Regions from separate parts of the Homo sapiens genome. Here region 2 is linked to region 1. A link is a loop called in an ENCODE intact Hi-C map of the cell type or tissue named here. Cell type or tissue: endothelial cell of umbilical vein. All regions are shown on one strand. Each heading gives the region's core, and the rest is flanking DNA. Links, peaks and the distances in the headings are about the cores only. Region 1 overlaps NEK6 (NIMA related kinase 6). Region 2 overlaps NEK6 (NIMA related kinase 6).

Evidence for each region. A loop is a pair of places that touch in the nucleus more often than their neighbours do. Peaks named below come from ENCODE experiments on the same cell type or tissue, not always from the same donor. Only the 100,000 strongest peaks of a DNase experiment are listed, where the experiment ranks them.
Region 2: it touches region 1 in a loop (3-fold over the local background); 12 of 110 quality-filtered maps call a loop at or near these places.

The regions. Positions count from the first base shown.
Region 1 is chr9:124,263,873-124,272,868 of GRCh38, reverse strand. The region is part of intron 1 of NEK6 (NIMA related kinase 6); the gene reads right to left. It overlaps LOC124902268 (a long non-coding RNA gene), which reads right to left. Exons shown (of 2, transcript XR_007061765.1): 2 at 2,329-2,963. Among named protein-coding and RNA genes, the nearest start is that of NEK6, 10 kb to the right of the region's middle. RefSeq lists a silencer at 7,742-7,801 and enhancers at 8,782-8,871, 8,303-8,916. In endothelial cell of umbilical vein, for the core only: no CTCF peak of the experiment used is centred there; DNase peaks (open chromatin) are centred at 1,738 and 5,408; H3K27ac peaks cover 4,423 bases.
Region 2 is chr9:124,316,744-124,325,739 of GRCh38, reverse strand. It overlaps NEK6 (NIMA related kinase 6), which reads right to left. Exons shown (of 10, transcript NM_014397.6): 5 at 4,171-4,281. Among named protein-coding and RNA genes, the nearest start is that of NEK6, 63 kb to the right of the region's middle. RefSeq lists enhancers at 447-496, 986-1,035, 1,046-1,125. In endothelial cell of umbilical vein, for the core only: a CTCF peak has its summit at 5,232 (motif pointing right); a DNase peak (open chromatin) is centred at 5,259.

The DNA of each region.
Region 1 (8,996 bases), core at 747-8,746:
TCAAATCCTGACTTGGCAGTGGGCACACTGTGCTCCTCAGCAAATGATGCAGCCTCACTCAGCCTCCCTTTCCTCATCTGTAAAATGAATTAATAGGACCTGACTCTCAAGGTCACCAAGAGAGGTCGATGCGATCACATGTGACCAGGGCCTGGCCCAGGTGGGTCTCCATGACCAGCAGCGTTAGGGGGAGCGGTTGTGAGTCTCAGGAGAGCCTGGGGAAAACTCCCACATTGCAACTGGAAAAACTGATTTCTCAAAGACACCTTGAAGCAAAGCAAAGCCCGATGAGGCCTTCCCAGGACGCTGGGAGTGCTGGGACCTCACACGAAAGGCAGCATGTTAAATCCCCAGGGATTGCCCTTTAATGGAAGAAAGAGATTGAAGGAACTCCATTCTTTGTGGCAGCCATGGGCCACCACGCTGTCCCAGCTACCTCTCCCCAGCACTGCCTGGCCAGGAACCCTGCACCGGTTTCTTGTTTAGGAACCACAGCACCAGCCCTGTGCAGGCAGGGACTTCATGCCTGGGGCTCATTACTGTATCTCAGCAGAGCGCCTGGATCTGTGGGATGAAATGAATGAACAAAGAAAACAAGGAAGGGATGAATTCCTTAGGGAGGGCAGCTCTGGACTGAGAGCCTGCCCTGTGGCCTGGGGAAGCGCTCCCCAGAGCGTCACAGGGGCCACCAAGCTCCGAGCTCACCCCATACCATGTCGTTTACCATCAACACAGAGTATCAAAGGCCTCTTCTGGGCCTGGCGTGGAACTGAGGACTATACACCCTTACCACAATAGATTGGGAAAACTGCCCCAGAGACAGGATCTGCTATTACCCCTTGCTCCACAAATGGGAAAACAGAGGCCTGAGTGGGCGGTAACAAGCCCAGGAGACACGGGGAGCACAAGGTGGGTGTGGCTCACGGCCAGGTGTGCCTAACTCTGCCGCTGCCACCTGTCTCTCTGGGCACAAGTACAGCCACAGAGCTGGCCAGGCCTTGCAGGAGAAAAGCTGGAGCTGTGGCCCTGAGATCTGCTCCCTGCCAAGAACAAGGATGGACTGCTCAGGGGCAGGAGTGGACAGGCAGCAGCGCTGAGGTCTGGCCCCTGTCCTGCAGATGCAGATGCAGCAGACGGTGGGGGCAAGAGGCCCAGCCAGGGAGGGACCTCAGCCAGCCAGTGTGCCTGGGATTCGTGTGCAAAGAGCACTAACTCTGGGGCCAGCCGGGCCTGGGTTCAAATCTCAGTTTCCAAAGTGTGTGGTTTATGGCTTTGGACTGGCAGCTTCATTCTCTGAGCCTCAGTTAACTTCATCTGAAAAACAGGATCAGCTCAAAGTTGTCACGAGGATTAACGAAGGCAACACACGGAAAGTACTTGGCCGGGTCTCCGGTGCACAGTGGGTACTAAGTAAGTACCCCTCACCTGAGCCTCCTTGTCCATGTTTTCAGAGTAACCAGACGTCACTCCCTGTGGGTGCTGAGCCTCCCCATTTTGGGGCTGGGAACAGCGTGACAGCTGGTGGAATCCAAGCTCCTCACCCTCTCTGATCTCTGGGGCACCACGTGTTTGGCGTTGTTCCTGAGTGAGAAGGTTGGCAACCGCGCCACTCGATTTCTGACCCTTGTCACTCAAGGAGCGGAAGTCAGAGGGGTTGGGTTTGTTACTGCAACAATCTCTGGCAATGGTGTGAGAGATTAAGTCAGGGAGGGCTGACCATGGTGTGTCTTTGGCACCAGAGGCTCCGGATGAAGAGGGAGAGCCCCTGGCTGGCCGACTAACCTGCTGGGCCAGCAGTCTGCAGACAGTGCTTAACACAGAACTTTCCCTTCAAATCAGATCTGGCCCCAGCTCTGTGGAGAGAACCAACATAAGGCCCTTGCTCTGTGTGAAATGTGTGTGTGGGTGCTATGGCCCCTCCCATCAGGCTGGCTTCATGTCCAGGTGACCTGGCCCTGCCCTAAGAAGGGAGCCCCAAGCGTAGGGCTTCATGCTGTGCTTTCACTGTCCTGAAATGCTTCATGTCATCTTTGAATCTGTGTTAAGTGGAGTCTGGTGGAATAATGGAGCACATGCTGGCAGCACAGAGTCTCAGCTGCCTCCCCAGGACGGGTATTCAGCTGCCTGCTCCCGCACCCAGCAACCTCTGCCACCCGTTACCTGCAGCAGGGGCCCGGATGCAGGCAGGAGGGTCGGGGGCAGGTGTGCCCACACCTGTGAGGTCTGCACTCACCCTGAAAGTATCTTGTGTCCAGGGAGTGAGACATTAAATAGCAAACAAAAAACATCATGACAGATGGAAAGAGATTGCAAAGGAAAGGAAAAAACTTTTGTGTTTTTTTTTTACTGCTTTTTGAACAAGGGAACTTGCATCTTCATTTTGCACTGGGCCCCACAAATTTTGTAGCTGGCCCTGTGTTTTATTTCCATGGACTTCTGACCCTTCCCCTCCCACTCTGGGGACCTGGGGACATCCCTAGGCCTCTGCAGAATGGGAAGACACCACTAGGTCTAAGACCATCCCTTCCCAAGAGGCTTCTTGGACACTCAGCCCCCGCCCTGCAGGTCTTGTGGGGTGAACTTCTAGGGTTGGCCGTTCATTGCCGTCTTGTGTGCCAGGCCCCGCTCCAGGTGCTGAGGATGTCTGATCAACCTTTCGAGGCCTCTGTGCTTGAGGGGCTCCAGGGCACAGAGAAGTAACGCAACAGGCAGGACCAATGGCAGCAGATGCCGGGGGATGGAGCACATGGGGAGATGGAGCACTCAGTGGCAAGCCCCACAGACAGCATGGGGGGGGGGCGTGGAAGGAACGGCTACTGCAGCTGGCACATTCCAGGTGGCTCCCAAAGGCAGGGATGCTGCGGTTGGCTCTAGGAGACTCCTCTATAAAAGGGGAACACCTTGATTTAACTGGCTGGACTGTGGGAGACTGAAAGGGCTGTCAGTTGATTCCTCCCAGGGCACTGCAGGGAGAGAGAGAGGCTGAGGCAAAGGCTCAGGGGCCACAGGACACTTATATGGGGGACAGTCTGCAGTAAACTCCCTTAATGACTCTGCAAAACCAACAACAAAGAGAAGGGCAGAGGCTCAAGAACCACATTTCCTGAGCACCTACTATGTGCCAGGCACCGGGCTGCAGTGGCCCTTCCACACGACTCCCTGCCCCTCCTAAGCTATTCATTCCTTGTGCCTTCCAATCCCATCCGACATTTTACAGACATCACCTTCCTTTCCTGTGATTTAGAAAGTCCACCGAGGCAGGCGGATCACTCGAGACCAGCCTGGCCAACATGGTGAAACCCATCTCTACTAAAAATACAAAAAAAAATTAGCCGGGCGTGGTGGTGGGTGCCTGTAATCCCAGCTACTCGGGAGGCTGCGGCAGGAGAATTGCTTGAACCCGGGAGGCAGAGGTTGCGGTAAGCCAAGATCGTGCCATTGCACTCCAGCCTGGGTGACAAGAGTGAAACTCCATCTCAAAAAAAAAAAAAGTCCAGTTAGCACCAAGCAAGGGGTCACCCAGGCAGGGGTGGGGGGTTTTCAGATATGACCTGTCACCCCTAGAGTAGCACGGCACAGTAATTAAGAGCTAGAATGCAGAATGGGGTCAGCCTGGATTTGCTCCTGGGCCACTCACTAGCTGTGGGGTCTGGGGTGGACCACTGACTTGCCCTGGGCTTCAGTTTCCCCTCTGTAACTTGGGGTTAATAAGAGCCCCACCATCTGGGAATGCTGTGATGATTCAATGACATGGTATCAGTGAAGGGTACAGCACTCGGCAAGCGCTCAATAAATGTCAGCCACTGTTTTTGTCATAAAACCCCAAAACATCACATCAGAAACCCAGGTGTCCTGTGACGCTTCTCGGGATCACAGGAATCTGCTCCCTCCTTCCCGCATCTGCCGAGACTCTGCTCCGAGCCTCCTCTCTCCCCCATTGTCATGTCGCATCAGTCCATAAATATTTAAACAACATGTCATCAGATTATTATAACATATGATCTATAGCACTGATGTGCTGCAGTTCTGTGCATTTGGGCTTCATTTTCAGAATATCGAGACATAAAATATTTATGTATTTAGCCAACCACGCGATCTCACATTCTGTCTCAAAATGCTGGGTGGTGGCAAGACGCTGAACTGAGACACAACGTGTGAAGGGGATGCCTTGTTCTCACGTCGGTTCCTGGGGCATCTGGATTGTTTCTGGTTCATTCTGGGGACGTCACCACGTGGCCTGTGAACAGTGGCTGACTGGGTATATCACAGCAAGCAGAGAGAGAGCCAGGACTAAAGACCCCATCAAAACACCACAAGTGTCCAAACCACTACGGACTGTGCCATTTGCATTTCTGCATCTCCATGAGTCTGCACACAGTAGGTGGTTGTTAAATGTCCACTGGGAAGTGAATGCATTCACCTGTGGCACACAGCACACCCTATGGGCTGGCACACAGTAGGGACTCAGTCATATTTGTTCTGTTTCATTCCACCCCCAGTACCCAGCACCAGGCCAGGTACATCAGCAAACAGTGCTGGATGAATGGCAATTGAAGGAGTAAATGTGTGACCAGATAAACCACTTAATTAGCTAATAAATGAATGAGGGATAATGACTCCCTATCTGCTGGTCCAAATTACACTGTGTAAGACCCTCCTCCTGAGAAATAAAGGCTCTCCAGTAACCTGCACTGGGTAGGAAAAGGGGTTTTTCTGGGTCATTAAATATCTCAATTGCTAACATTAGCACATCACAGTGACCATATGTCCTGAAATTTTCAGGACTGGGTAATTTCAAAGATGCCACCCCATAAGCCATTTGAGCATCCAGAGACTTCGCACAGCAGACAGCATCTTCCAAACCATCTCTCCTGTCCCTGAATGGCACTAAATACTTCTACAGATCACAGCCCGTTTGGGAGTTTGGAAAGTGGGGCCATGATGTGTCTCACCTACAGGTGATCAATGTCTGAAGACACAGAACACCATAAAGGTCTGTGCGAGTGAAAGGTGTTAGCTCAGAGTACAAGTATTTTCTCTGCATGTTTCCCCAGGAAGACGGGGCAGGGACCTCATCTGATTCCTGTGTGTTTCCCCAGGGGCCAAGAAGGCATGTGGTGCTCAGCCGTCCCTTGCTGAATGGCATCATGAAACCTGGTCACAGGGCTTCCTCATTTCAGGGTCCCAGTGGCCAGCTCAGGGGCGGCCCAGCACCTGGTGTGCCCATCACCCCTTGGAGAAAACCACAGAATGTTTTCCAAATGCCACGCTGTCACCACTAGGCTGGCTCCAAGAGCAGGCGGCTCCCACACTTGTCCCAGCGTCTGCACAGACAAAAACCCAGTCCTCATTTCCTCTTGGGTTAGGTAAGGAGGCTGGCATTTAAAACACACACAAAAGGCCACTACATTCCCGGAGGAGACGAACAAAGGAAATGTACACACACTGACTCAGTCCGGCACGCCGTGCCCACTCGAGGTCCTGTTGTAACTGAATCCAGGCGGACTCGACCGGACCTGCCAAGCCCAGGGGCGGACTCCCTCTCCTTTGCTCTCTTCTGTGTGCCATGTGGTGCCCAGTGATCCTGCCATCTGGGCACCCACGCTGGTGGCCCGCCAAGGCCACATCAGCTGCAGAATCTTTCCTCTTTCAATGCTGGGTTTCCTACTTTCTAAGATGGGGTGTAATCTGGGGTCCTGCTCATTTGCCAAAAAGTCATGTCTGTGCTCAGAGGTGGCTTGGTTAGCCTTTCCTCAAAGCAACCCCAAAAGATATGCCCTCTAAACAAAGTGTGTGCTTGGTAGAAAATGCAGCTTTAAGACACAGCACTGACCCATTCCAACCCAAAGCCCTCCTATGCAGACATGTGGGAGCTGCCTCGGCAGGGAAGGGGCATAGGAAGGAGAGCCTGTAACTCTGGGAGGTAGAGCCCTTCTGGGCTTAGGTTCCTCCTCATTGGAATAATTCGAGGATGAGCATTTCTCTAAGAAACCTCTTCTCCCAGGGAAGGGCCAGCTCAGCTCAATACAGCCCTGCACAGCCCACTGAGGGGAGTGAGGAACGTTTGCTAACAGATTCGTTCACTCCATATAAACATTCTCCAAGGATCCGGCCGCGTGCCTACTTAAAACTTCCCATTCACTCAACAAATATTAATTGAGCTCCTCCTATGTGTCAGGCACAATGCTGGCCATGGAGAACACTGTTGTGGTCCACAGACCAAGTCCCATCCCCTTCTAGAGTGCATGTTCAGTCTGTGAGGCAGGTTACAACTATGCGATGACAAGACGGATGCTCAGGGGCCCTGGCATGGTACCTGGGTGCACACTGTTCCTTCCAGCTGCCTGGGGGCCCTCACACAGGTCCTGAGCTGGGCAGCTGGTCACTTCCTGAGGGCACATCCTGGTCACTTCCGGAGGGCAGCCTCTGTCCTCCAATTTTCAGCTCAGACCCCCATGCTGTGGGTGTCCTCACAGCACTCAGGCTGATGCTCGTCAAGCACCACAGATCCTGGACTCTCTGGGTCTCTGTTTCCTCATCTATAAAATGGGCAGAACGATACCCACATCACGGCATCACTGGGAGGATGAAGTGAGTTCCCTCAGGTTAAGGGTTAGATTAGAACATGGCCCACAGTAAGTGCCTGGTAAGGCCATCTACCGACAGGAGCAAAGGCCAAAGAAGCAGGAGGAAGTTCCACAGCCCCACCTCTCACCCACCGGCCCCACCTGCCTCTCCACCTTGGGGTCTACCTGCCCTTCACCCCAGCCCTCTCAGCCCTCTGGCAAACCCCACGTCTCCCTCCAGGTGGGTTCAAACACCCCTCACTGCCGGAAGCTCTCCTACTTCCCCAGAGACTACATCCCAAAAAATGCCACCTGCAAATTGATCAAGAGCACCTAAGAAGGGGTTGTGACAGCCTCTGTCCCCACCAGGTGGTGAGAGGCCAATGGGTGGGGCCATTAGAGGGTCTTCGTGTGGGCTCCCAGCACAATGCCTGACCCAGGACTTCCATCCGGACATACGTCATGAAAGAATGAGATAACGTGCCACACACCAGCCAGCACAAGCATCTCTGGTTAGCAGAAGGGAGTCCACTTAGCCCATAGGACAATGGACGGTCTGTGTTTTTGCATCAAAACTTTTCACCCGCAGTCCAGGCCCAGGTGTCACAACCAGAGCCTTGACCTGAAAGCTGGGACAGTGATCTGATTTAGGCTACAGAGCAGCAGGCTGCATGTGGGACCTGAGGCTGGTCATGATGTCTCTCTGGGCCTCAGTGTCGCCATCTGTAAAAGGAGAGGTATTTTTTTTTTTAAAGCAAGACAAACTTGTCTTTTTTTTTTTGAGACGGAGTCTCACTCTATTGCCCAAGCTGGAGTGCAGTGGCGCCATCTCGGCTCACTGCAACCTCCGCCTCCTGGGTTCAAGTGATTCTCCTGCCTCAGCCTCCTGAGTAGCTGGGATTACAGGCACACGCCACCACGCCCAGCTAATTTTTGTATTTTTAGTAGAGATGGGGTTTCACCATATTGGTCAGGCTGGTCTCAAACTCCTGAGCTCGTGATCCGCCTGCCTCGGCCTCCCAAAGTGCTGGGATTACAGGCGTGAGCCACCGTGCCTGGCCAAAACTTTTATGTTTAACATTTTTCTCAGATATATTTAACCACTTTAAAGCAAACCGCTGGATGGGATGTATTACAATCACAATGTTGTGCAACCACCACCTTCATCCGGTTCCAAAACGTCTGCGTCACCCCAATAAAAACCCATGTCCCTTAATCAGTCGCTCCCCAGTCTCCCCTCCCCAAAGGCCCTGGAAACCACCAATCTGCTTTAGGTCTATGTGGATTTATCTATTCTGGCTACTTCATGTATCTTAAAATGACTCCTATGCAAAACCTCCTTATGTAAAACAGGCAACAGGCAGGTGGCTTTGCCCCCTTCGCCTCCCCGGAGCTCACGTTCCTCATCCTTAGTGGCCTTTCAGGGAAAGCTCTGATGCCAGGTGCCATTCTTTGCAGAACTCTTTTTTTTTTTTTTTTTTTTTTTTTGATACAGAGTCTCGCTCTGTTGCCTAGGCTGGAGTGCAGTGGCACAATCTCAGCTCACTGCAGCCTCTGTCTCCCAGGTTCAAGTGATTCTCACGCCTCAGGCTCCTCAGGCTCCCGAGTAGCTGGGATTAAAGGTGTCCACCACCACGCCCAGCTAATTTTTCGTATTTTTAGTAGCGATGGGGTTTTGCCATGTTGGCTGGGCTGGTCTCAAACTCCTGACCTCAAGTGATCTGCCCGCCTCGGCCTCTCAAAGTGCTGGGATTATAGGCATGAGCCTGTCCTGGTCTTTGTGATTTTTACACTACCTTTTTTGTCACATGGTACCTCTTAGCAGAATTCTAATCCTAAAGTTGAATTTCTAAGGCAGATCACCCCCAAGGGTGCCTGAGGATCACGGGGCTGGTGCCTGGTGTTACTGGCCCGTTTTCCGGATGAGGGAGTAGAGGCTGGGCCCCTGTGAAGCCCTCCTTGCATGAGGTGACTACAGAGGAGTGGACCTCCAGAGCCTGGTGACACCCTCTCCCACCACACAGACTACAGCTGGGTCTAGGGTGTGACGAGCTGGCAGAGAAGCCGCCCCAGAGCGATAGCCACTTCCGGAGGACAAGGATCTCTCCACCGGCTCAGGAAAACAAGCCAGTTTAAGGGAAACCCAAATGGCTTTGGGGGGCGGGGGCATAAAATGTGCAGGACTCCCTCAGGCCTTGCCATGCAGACCTTTTCAGGAGGACTGCCAGGGGAAGACGGCTGCTCACTTCTGCCCCACGGCCAGGCCTGTGACAGCCGCTCCTGTCAGCGCAGTCCTCTGCGGGGCCGACGCTGTGTAAATAATTAACAAAACATCTGCCTTGCTTCATAACACACCGTGGCTGACACAGCTCTCAGGGCCTTCAGAGACCCTCCAATGCCACGCCGAGGACTTATGGCCTCGCTTTGTGG
Region 2 (8,996 bases), core at 774-8,773, 53 kb before region 1:
TTCACTGCCTGGGAAAACATATTTAGTGCTCCAGGAAGAAAACAAAAACTAAAGGTCCCCGGCCACACTGAGTGAGCTGTAAGTAACAGAAGGTCCTGGAGAGGGCAGGCCCAGAGCATGTGACAGCCACGGCTCAGCTAGAGACGGGGGTGGCTCTCAGGTGCCAGGCCCATGCCTGTGGGGCAGGACTTCTTCACCAGCTACCTGCATACCAGCTTTTTGTGCAGGGGCTTTTTGCTTCAAAGCAACCACCTTTCCCCAAAGCAGGCAGAGGCGGCGCTGTGGGCCTGCTGGTCAGGGCAGCTGCTCTGGTGCTGGGAAGCTGGGAACTGACCAGGACACACTGGCCTGGAAAGGGGCATGGGTGGAGGAAAGGAGCTGGGCCAGCACTTTCAGACCACCTGCAGGGTGTGGCCACCATGCCGGGCCTAAGAGGGAGGGCTAGGCCCATCTTACAGACAGGGAAACGAAACTGAGGGCCACGTAGAAAGAGGCAGAAACACAGCTCAGCCCCAGGCCTCCCACCTAGAAAGCCCAAGTCCTTAGCCCACTTCTTTTTTTTTTTGAGATGGAGTCTCCCTCTGTCGCCCAGGCTGGAGTGCAGTGGCGTGATCTCAGCTCACTGCAACCTCCACCTCCTGGGTTCAAGCAATTCTCCTGCCTCAGTCTCCCGAGTAGCTGGGATTACAGGTGTGCGCCACCACGCCCAGCTATTTTTTGTATTTTTAGTAGAGATGGGGTTTCACCACGTTAGCCAGGCTGGTCTCGAACTCCTCACCTCAGGTGATCTGCCTGCCTCGGCCTCCCAAAGTGCTGGGATTACAGGCGTGAGCCACCACGCCTGGCCCCCTTAGCCCACTTCTAATAACACCAGTAACCATTGATATGGGAGACTGAGCTCAGAGGTTCAGGAACATGCCCAAGGTCACCCAGCACCCAGCTGGGACCCAGGTCTGGGTGCTTCCCACGGTGGGACAGTCGCAGTGGGGAGCCCCTGACCTCGCCGTAAATCCCCTCGAGGCTGTTCTGAGGTACAATTCTGGGAGGCCCTCTCAGGTGAGCCGTCCCAGGTCTCAGCACAGACCCCACCCCCAGGCCACCTCCAGGCCTGTGGCGGGCCAGGCCGGGATGTTATTCACGCTGTGATGTGAGTGAATCCTCATTACAGCATTTAAGCAGGGACGCGCGTGGCCGAGAGTGGTGATTTTCTAAATGTCATGTCCTATAAGCGCTGTCTGACATTTAGCGGGGAGGCGCAGAGTCTCTGGTGGGTTCTGGGGCTACGGCAGCTCCTAGCTTCACTCTTCCTCGTAAATAACTCGGGCACCATGGCTGTGATGGCGCAGCTCAGCCCTTGAGGCTGCAGGCTCTCGGGACACAATCCCTGCTGCCTGACAGCCTCTGAGGCCAGTGGGGCGACCATGGGGTATCCCCTGTTCCTCTGGAAACCCAGAGGTGGCCTGAGAGCAGGCAGAACCAGGGGAACCGAGCTCCCACCAAACCCCAGGCATTGTGCTGGTATGTTACAGATGAGGCAACTGAGGCACAGGGACCCGCCTGAGGCCATCCAGGGGACGTGTCTTACTCGAGTGGGTCTCTGCACTGCCAGGCCTCCCCTGCTGGCGGCTGCACCGAGCCAGCTCTGCAGGTGAGGGCCCCTGAGCCGGGTTGGAGGGAACGGGAGCAGGCAGGGACAGTGGGGGGAGAGAGGTGGGGACTGTGGGAGGGGGAACCATGCCAGGTGAGGAGGAAGGACCCGAGGCGTGGGGGGCCAGGTGGCTGCTCAGAAACTGAGGCCACACCCATCCTAGACTCAATCCTGCTGGGTTCATGACTGACTTGAACCCTGAGCCAGTGTTGGCTCTGGTGAAGCCAAGGAAGGGGTGCACAGGGAAGGAGACACCCCATCCCAGGCCTGGCATAGAGAAGGGATGCTGGATAGAATGCCCCCATGTCTCCTCTTCTCTCTCAGCTGAGGGAGACTGCACCTGGCCTGGGTTTCCTGCAATGCTCCCTCCAAGAGGTTCCCGGGGACAGGGTGGAAACTGAGGTTCAGGGAAGAGGGATTTGCCCAGCCCCAGCCCCCCATCTGCCTGTCTGACGGCAGCCCCACTCCGTGGACTGAGAGGCCACAGTGTCTGGGCTCCACTGGGGCTGAGAGGGTGAGGCGTCCTCTCCACGGGCTGCGTTCCCGTGTGGCAGCAGGGAGAGGCCTCTCCTTCATCTCCTGCTCCTCCTCCGTCCCTGCCCTCACCTCTCCTTCCACCCGGCCTCCAGTCTTTCTTCTAGAACACAGAGCTGACCACGTTTGTTCACCGCCATGAATCTTAGGAAGCTTCTCTGACCTTAGGGCCTGGTCCTGGACCCCGAGCCTGGAGCAACAGGCCCTACGTGATCCGGTGGTCTCCATCTCAGCTCCCTTCCCTTTCCCATCCCTGTGGGACCGTTTCTGCTTCTGGACAGCCCACCTCCCCTAACAGCTCAGCTCAGTGTCACCTCCTCCAGGAAGCCTTCTCTGACTCCCACAGGCCCTGCACATGGCTTGTTCACACTGGCTCCTAACTACTCATTCGAGGGTCTGTTTTCCTGTTAGAATCTGGGATCCCTGAGGGCAGGAGCCATGCTGGCGGCAACCCTAGTTCTTGGCATGAGGGCTGGCACACAGTGGATACACGATGCTTGTATGTTCAGCAAGGGAATCCGTGTGAAGGAGAAACAAGTAAAGCGGGGGCGGGGGAGAGGAAGAGCTAAGACATGATCTAGCACATCTGTTCCCACCAGGGATCTGTGTGCAGATTAACATCCCTGCAAAGGCATTAATATGTCAACGGAAATGTAAGAGCAGGTGATAACAGCTCAAGTAATGCCACTTCCCAGTGACGCCTGTATTCCTAGGACCCAAATTTCAGAAGAGCACTGAGCAATTGCTCAATCCCCAGTGCCTGATGGGAAAGACAGAGAACCCACATCCGGCCCCGTTTCTAAGTGCGGCTGTGAGCAGGGTGGGGGCTCCAGCGGGGCCCAGCCTCACTTGGGAGCAGGCAGGCTGCATCCAGGGTAGAGAGGTGATGGGGCCACAGCAGGGCCCTGGGGACAGAGGTCCAAGCCAGTAGGGACGTGAGGACCTCCACTAAGGAGCAGTGGAGTAGGGGCTGAAGGTTTGGGCCTGGGGGTCAGGCAGGCCTGGGGGCTTCCACCTAGAGGCTGAGGTGCCTTGGGCAGGAGACTAGACCTCTCTGAGCTTTGCTATTTGAGGACGGCGGGGACTCAGTGAGGGACGCATGAGCGTACTGGGCTGGGTGGAGGCTGGCAGGAGGTGCTGCTGTTTCACTGAAGCTGCAGTGGTCCTGGACACCAGACTCATGGTGAACTCCGCCCTGTGCCCTGGGTGGTGGGATGAGGCAGGTGAAGATGTATGTAGGGGCGTGGAGCATGAGCCAGTCCTGGCGCTGAGCCTGCCCATGTGACTCGAACAGTCACTCAATCTCTTGAAGACCCCAGGCCTGGGTGTCAGCCCTAACATGGAAATGAAGTTCCCCCTCTAGGGCTGGGGAGAGCATCTTGGGACCATGTCCACCAAAGGGTCCCAGGCCAGGAAAAGAGACCTGGGCCACAGGCATGGCTCTGTACCCACAATGCTGGGTATCCTCAGGCAAGTCTCTTAACCTCTCTGGGCTCAGTTTTCCCCTTCTTTAAAATGAGGTAGTGGATCTACAAGATGCTTTCCCAAGAGCTGGGGTCTGACCAAACGGGGTGCTGCCCCTGCTCCTTCTGTGAGGCAGGAGAAGTGGCTCATGTGCCTGTGGTAGGCTGGGGCACTGGGGGTGGCCAGAGGAGTTCCTTCTGCCCATGGCTGGCCCCCTCCCAGCCACCATCCTGTCTTGGCACCACCTTCGCCTTGCTTTTGCATATGGGCTCTTTTGAGCTGAGCTTCCCTGAGGCCAGTGGAAAGAAAGAGGCCTCCAGCAACAGCAGCTGGGGACGGACCCTGAGAGGCCCTCACCAGACTGCAGCTGAGGCCTGTGGGCATCTGCAGGGGGGCGCCCAGGGTCCCCGGGTGGCCGCCTCTGGCTAAAGGCAGAGCATTGTGGGACTGGGCTAAAGGAAGACTGCCACCTTTGGCTCCAGATCTGCGCAGCCCCCAGCACCCCCACCCCGCCAGGCGCTCACCTTGATCATCTGCGAGAGGTCCCCTGCGTCAGCCAACTCCAGCACAATGTTCAGCTCGTTGTCTTCGATAAACGAGTCCAAATACTTGATGATATTTGGGTGGTTCAGTTGCTGCATGAGGAGGGAAAGAGGGAAGGGGGCACCAAGTGAAGACGGGACAGACCCAGTGCCTGCCTGCCACCGGCACCCTGCTGGCACCCGGTCACTGAGGCCCTGGCATTTGCTAGAGAAGTGGGTCCCAGGGAAAGAAAGGCCTGTGCTGGGGAGTCAGGAAGGCCTGGGTGACACTGGGAAAGCCACTTTGCATCCCCAAGTCTCAGATTCCTCATCTGTAAAACTGGCATAATGTTTTGAAGCATAGTTGTGAAGACGACATGGGTCAATACTCTTGAAATGTGTAACAGGGCAGCCGCACAGAGCTATGTGAGACTCAGCATGGACTTGTGGAAAGGACCCTCCCCCTCCTCCTCACCACCCCGACCCTGAGGGCGGCATTGGGCCCCACCTCTCTGTCCCTGTGCCCAGACACGGCCAGCCTGCAGGTGCTCCTCAGAAGGACCATCTCCTGCCTTCATCCTTCCCACTCTTTCTCAATTCCTGACCTATCTCTTGTAAAATCATTTTTTTTAAAATATTTTTTTGTAGAGATAGGATCTCACTATGTTGCCCTGATTGAAACTGAACTTCTAGGTTCAAGCGATCCTCCCACCTCACCCTCCTGAGCAGTTGGGACTACGGCTGCATGCCACCATGCCTGGCCCTTGTGAAATGTTGAAAAAAATCCCTGGAGGCATGAGAGCTGCCCGGCTGATTTGCTCATGCTGAGACGCTGCCTCTGTCCTTCGCACCACCGCCTGCATGTTTGCTGCAGTGGAGCATGGAGCTGGACAGAACGGTGCCCCCCTGGCTGGAAGTCAGGCCCTCCAGGCTAAGAGGAGCCCCTGGCATCTGTTCATAACAAAGCTGACTGTTTATATCAAAGAGACTCCAGGATCTGGGAAAGCAGAGGGGACTCGAATATCCTGCCCTGGTGTGGGTGTGGTCAGCCTAGTCCAGACACCAGCCAACCACCAGAGGCCGATAGTGAGCACATTTCCCAAAAGGCCCGGAAGTCGTTGGGAGAAGGATGCACTGTGCCCATCCGTGGATTCTAAAATGAGGGGAGCCTGGGCAGATGTTACAGAGCCATGCAAGCCCCTATTCATTCATTCATTCATTCCCCAAGCCAGCCCCCCATGTGTGGGCCCTGGGGGCCAGAGCAGGCTCAGCCACTGGCCCCAGCTCCTCCCCATGCGTCCATCCTCTCACCAGGTCCCCCCAGAGACTGATCCCTGTCTGCTATGGCGCCCACTGCCTGTCCAAGTCCTCAAACCCCTGCTCTGGACCAAGGTCTGGCCCTGAGGTGGGTGTGCTGGCCCCTGCCTGCCCCTCAGCCAGCAGCGCTGTGGCTCAGTGAATATCCAGACACCACTGCGAGGAACCAGGCACCCTGCACAGCTGAGGACGCAGGTGCAGCACATTCAATCCTGGTTCCCAGGGGTGGCTGGGAGGGAGCCCTGTTGCCATCTTAGCAGCAGGCTCCCCTGTGGAAGAACCTTGGTCAGTAACAAATGTAGGTAATTTACACAGGGTGACTAGACTTCAGAAGGCGGCACACAAAGCAATCCTAAGCAAAAAGAACAAACCTGGAGGCATCACGTTACTGGACTTCAAACTATACTACAAGCCTATGGTAACCAAAACAGCATGGTACTGGTACAAAAATAGATACATAGACCAATGGAACAGAATATAGAACTCAGAAATAAAGCAGCATACCTACAACCACCTGATCTTCAACAAAGTTGACAAAAATAAGCAATGGGGAAAGGACTCCCTACTCAATTAACTGGCTAGCTATATGCAGAAGAATGAAACGGAACCCCTACTTTTCACCATGTGTAAAAATTAAATCAAGATTGATTGAAGACTTAAATGTAAGACCTCAAACTATAAAAATCCTAGAAGAAAACCTAGGAAATACCTTTCTCAGCGTTAGCCTTGACAAAGAATTTAAGACCAAGTCCTTAAAAACCATTGCAACAAAACCAAAAACTGACAAGTGGGACATAATTAAATGAAAGAGCTTCTGCATGGCAAATGAAATGATCAACAGAGTAAACAGACAATTGACAGAATGGGAGAAAACATTCATAAACTATGCATCTGACAAAGGACTAATGTCCAGAATCTATAAGGAACTTAAATCAATAAAAAAAAACAAAACATTAAAAAGTGAGCAGAGGAGGCTGGACATGGTGGCTCACGCCTGTAATCCCAGCACTTTGGGAGGCTGAGGTGGGCGGATCATTGAGATCAGGAGTTCGAGACCAGCCTGGCCAACATGGCAAAACCCCATTTCTACTAAAAATACGAAAATTAGCCAGGCATGGTGGCAGGTGCCTGTAGTCACAGCTACTCGAGAGGTTGGGGCAGGAGAATCGCTTGAACCTGGGAGGCGGAGGTTGCAGTGAGCTGAGATTGTGCCACTGCACTCCAGTTTGGGTGACAGAGTGAGATTCTAAAAATAATAAAAATAAAAATAAAAAATAAGTAAATAGGCTGGGCGCAGTGGCTCACGCCTGTAATCCTAGCACTTTGGGAGGCCAAGGTGGGTGGATCACCTGAAGTCAGGAGTTCAAGACCAGCCTGGCCAACATGGTGAAACTCCGTCTCTACTAAAATACAACAATTAGCCGAGCATGATGGTGGGTGCCTGTAATCCCAGCTACTCAGGAGGCTGAGATGGGAGAATCGCTTGAACCCGGGAGACGGTGGTTGCAGTGAGCCAAGATCATGCCACTGCACTCCAGCCTGGGTGGCTGAGCAAGACTCTGTCTCAAAATAAAAAATAAATAAATAAAAATAAAATAAAGAGTAGGAAGAGGACATGAACAGTGATTCTTCAAAAGAAGACATACAAGCAACTAACAAACAGGAAAAAAATGCCCAACATCACTAATCATCAGAGAAATGTAAATCAAAACCACAATAGGCTGGGTGCAGGGGCTCATGCCTATAATGCCAGCACTTCATGAGGCTGAAGTGGGAGGGCTGCTTGAGCCCAGGAGTTTGAGAACAGCCTGGGCAACAGAGTGAGACCTTGTCACTACAAAAAAAAATTAGCTGGGCTTCGTGGTGCAGGCCTGTAGCCCAAGCTACTTGGGAGGTTAAGGTGGGAAGATCACTTGATTCTGGGAGGCTGATGCTGCAGTGAGCCATGATCACACCACTGCACTCCAGCTTAGATGATAGGGTGTGACCCAGTCTCAAAAAAAAAAAATTACAATGAGATACCATTTCACACCAGTCAGAATGGCAATTATTACGAAGTCAAAAAATAACAGATGTTGGTGAGGCTGCGAAGAAAAGGGAACACTTCTATGCTTTTGGTAGGAATGTAAATTTGTTCAGACACCGTGGAACAAAGTCTGGAAATTTCTCAAAGAACTAAAAATAGAACTACCATTTGACCCAGCAATCCCATTACTGGGTATATACCCAAAGGAATATAAATGGTTCTACCAAAAAGACACATGGGTTTGTATGTCCATCACGGCGCTATTCATAAAAGCAAAGACACCGAATCAATCTAGGTGCGCAGAAATGGTGGGCCGGATAAAGAAAATGTGGTACATGTATACAATAGAATATTATGCAGCCACAACAAAGAATAAAAGTCATGTCCTTTGCAGCAACACGGATGCAGCAGGAGGCCATTATCCTAAGAGAAATAACACAGAAACATATCTATACTGCATGTTCTCACTTTTATAAGTGGGAGCTAAATCCTGGGTACACACAAACATAAAGATGGAAACAGTAGACACACTGGGCTCTACAAGAGGGGGCGGGAGTGGGGCAAGGGCTGAAAAACTTCCCATTGGGTATGATGTTCACTATCTGCGTGACGGGATCAGAAGCCCAAATCTCAGCATCACACAATATACTCTTGTAACAAACCTGCATGTGTACCCTCTGAATCTAAAATAAAAATGGAAATTTAAAAAAGAAGGTGGGCCAGACGTGGTGGCTCATGTCTGTAATGCCAGCACTTTGGGAGGCCGAGGCGGGTGGATCACCTGAGGTCAGGCGTTCAAGACCAGCCTGGCCAACATGGTGAAACCCCGTCTCTACAAAAACACAAAAATTAGCCGGGTGTGGTGGTGCACACCTGTTATTCCAGCTACTCGGAGGTTGTAGTGAGCCGAGATCGCACCACGGCACTCCAGCCTGGGTGACAGAGCGAGACCCTGTTATCAAAAAAGGAAAGAAAGAAAAGAAAATCCTCTTGCCCAGATTTTGTGTTGAAAAGGACGTCCTGCGCGAACACTGGCCATCACATCGCTGCCCTCAGCACACATCATGCTCCATAGACATGTTTTTCAGTTACCAAAAAAAGTGTCAAAGCAAGTGAATGGCAAGTTGAAAGTGCCTTCAAATCTCTGAGACATGACCTACGGCGTGGGCAAGCTGCTATGAGGATAAATGGGAACACCCTGCTCCTTCACCCTCCTCTTGAACTTCACCTCATTATGTCACCAGGAAATCTCACAACCTCTCAGGGAGGACTCCCCAAAAACTGCCCAGGTCATCAGCAGTCCAGGCATGACACAGTTTCTCCAACAAGGGAGAAATGAGAGGGGTTGGGTAGGAAGTAAAGCCCCATCAAGGAGGCGCTGGTTCCTGGGGAGGGGAGGAGGGAGACTCCTCCCCCATTTCCCTGCACGTCTGAGGGCAGGGGGTTAAGGAAGGGCTCCCTTAAATGCCCAGGCAGTCTACACAGG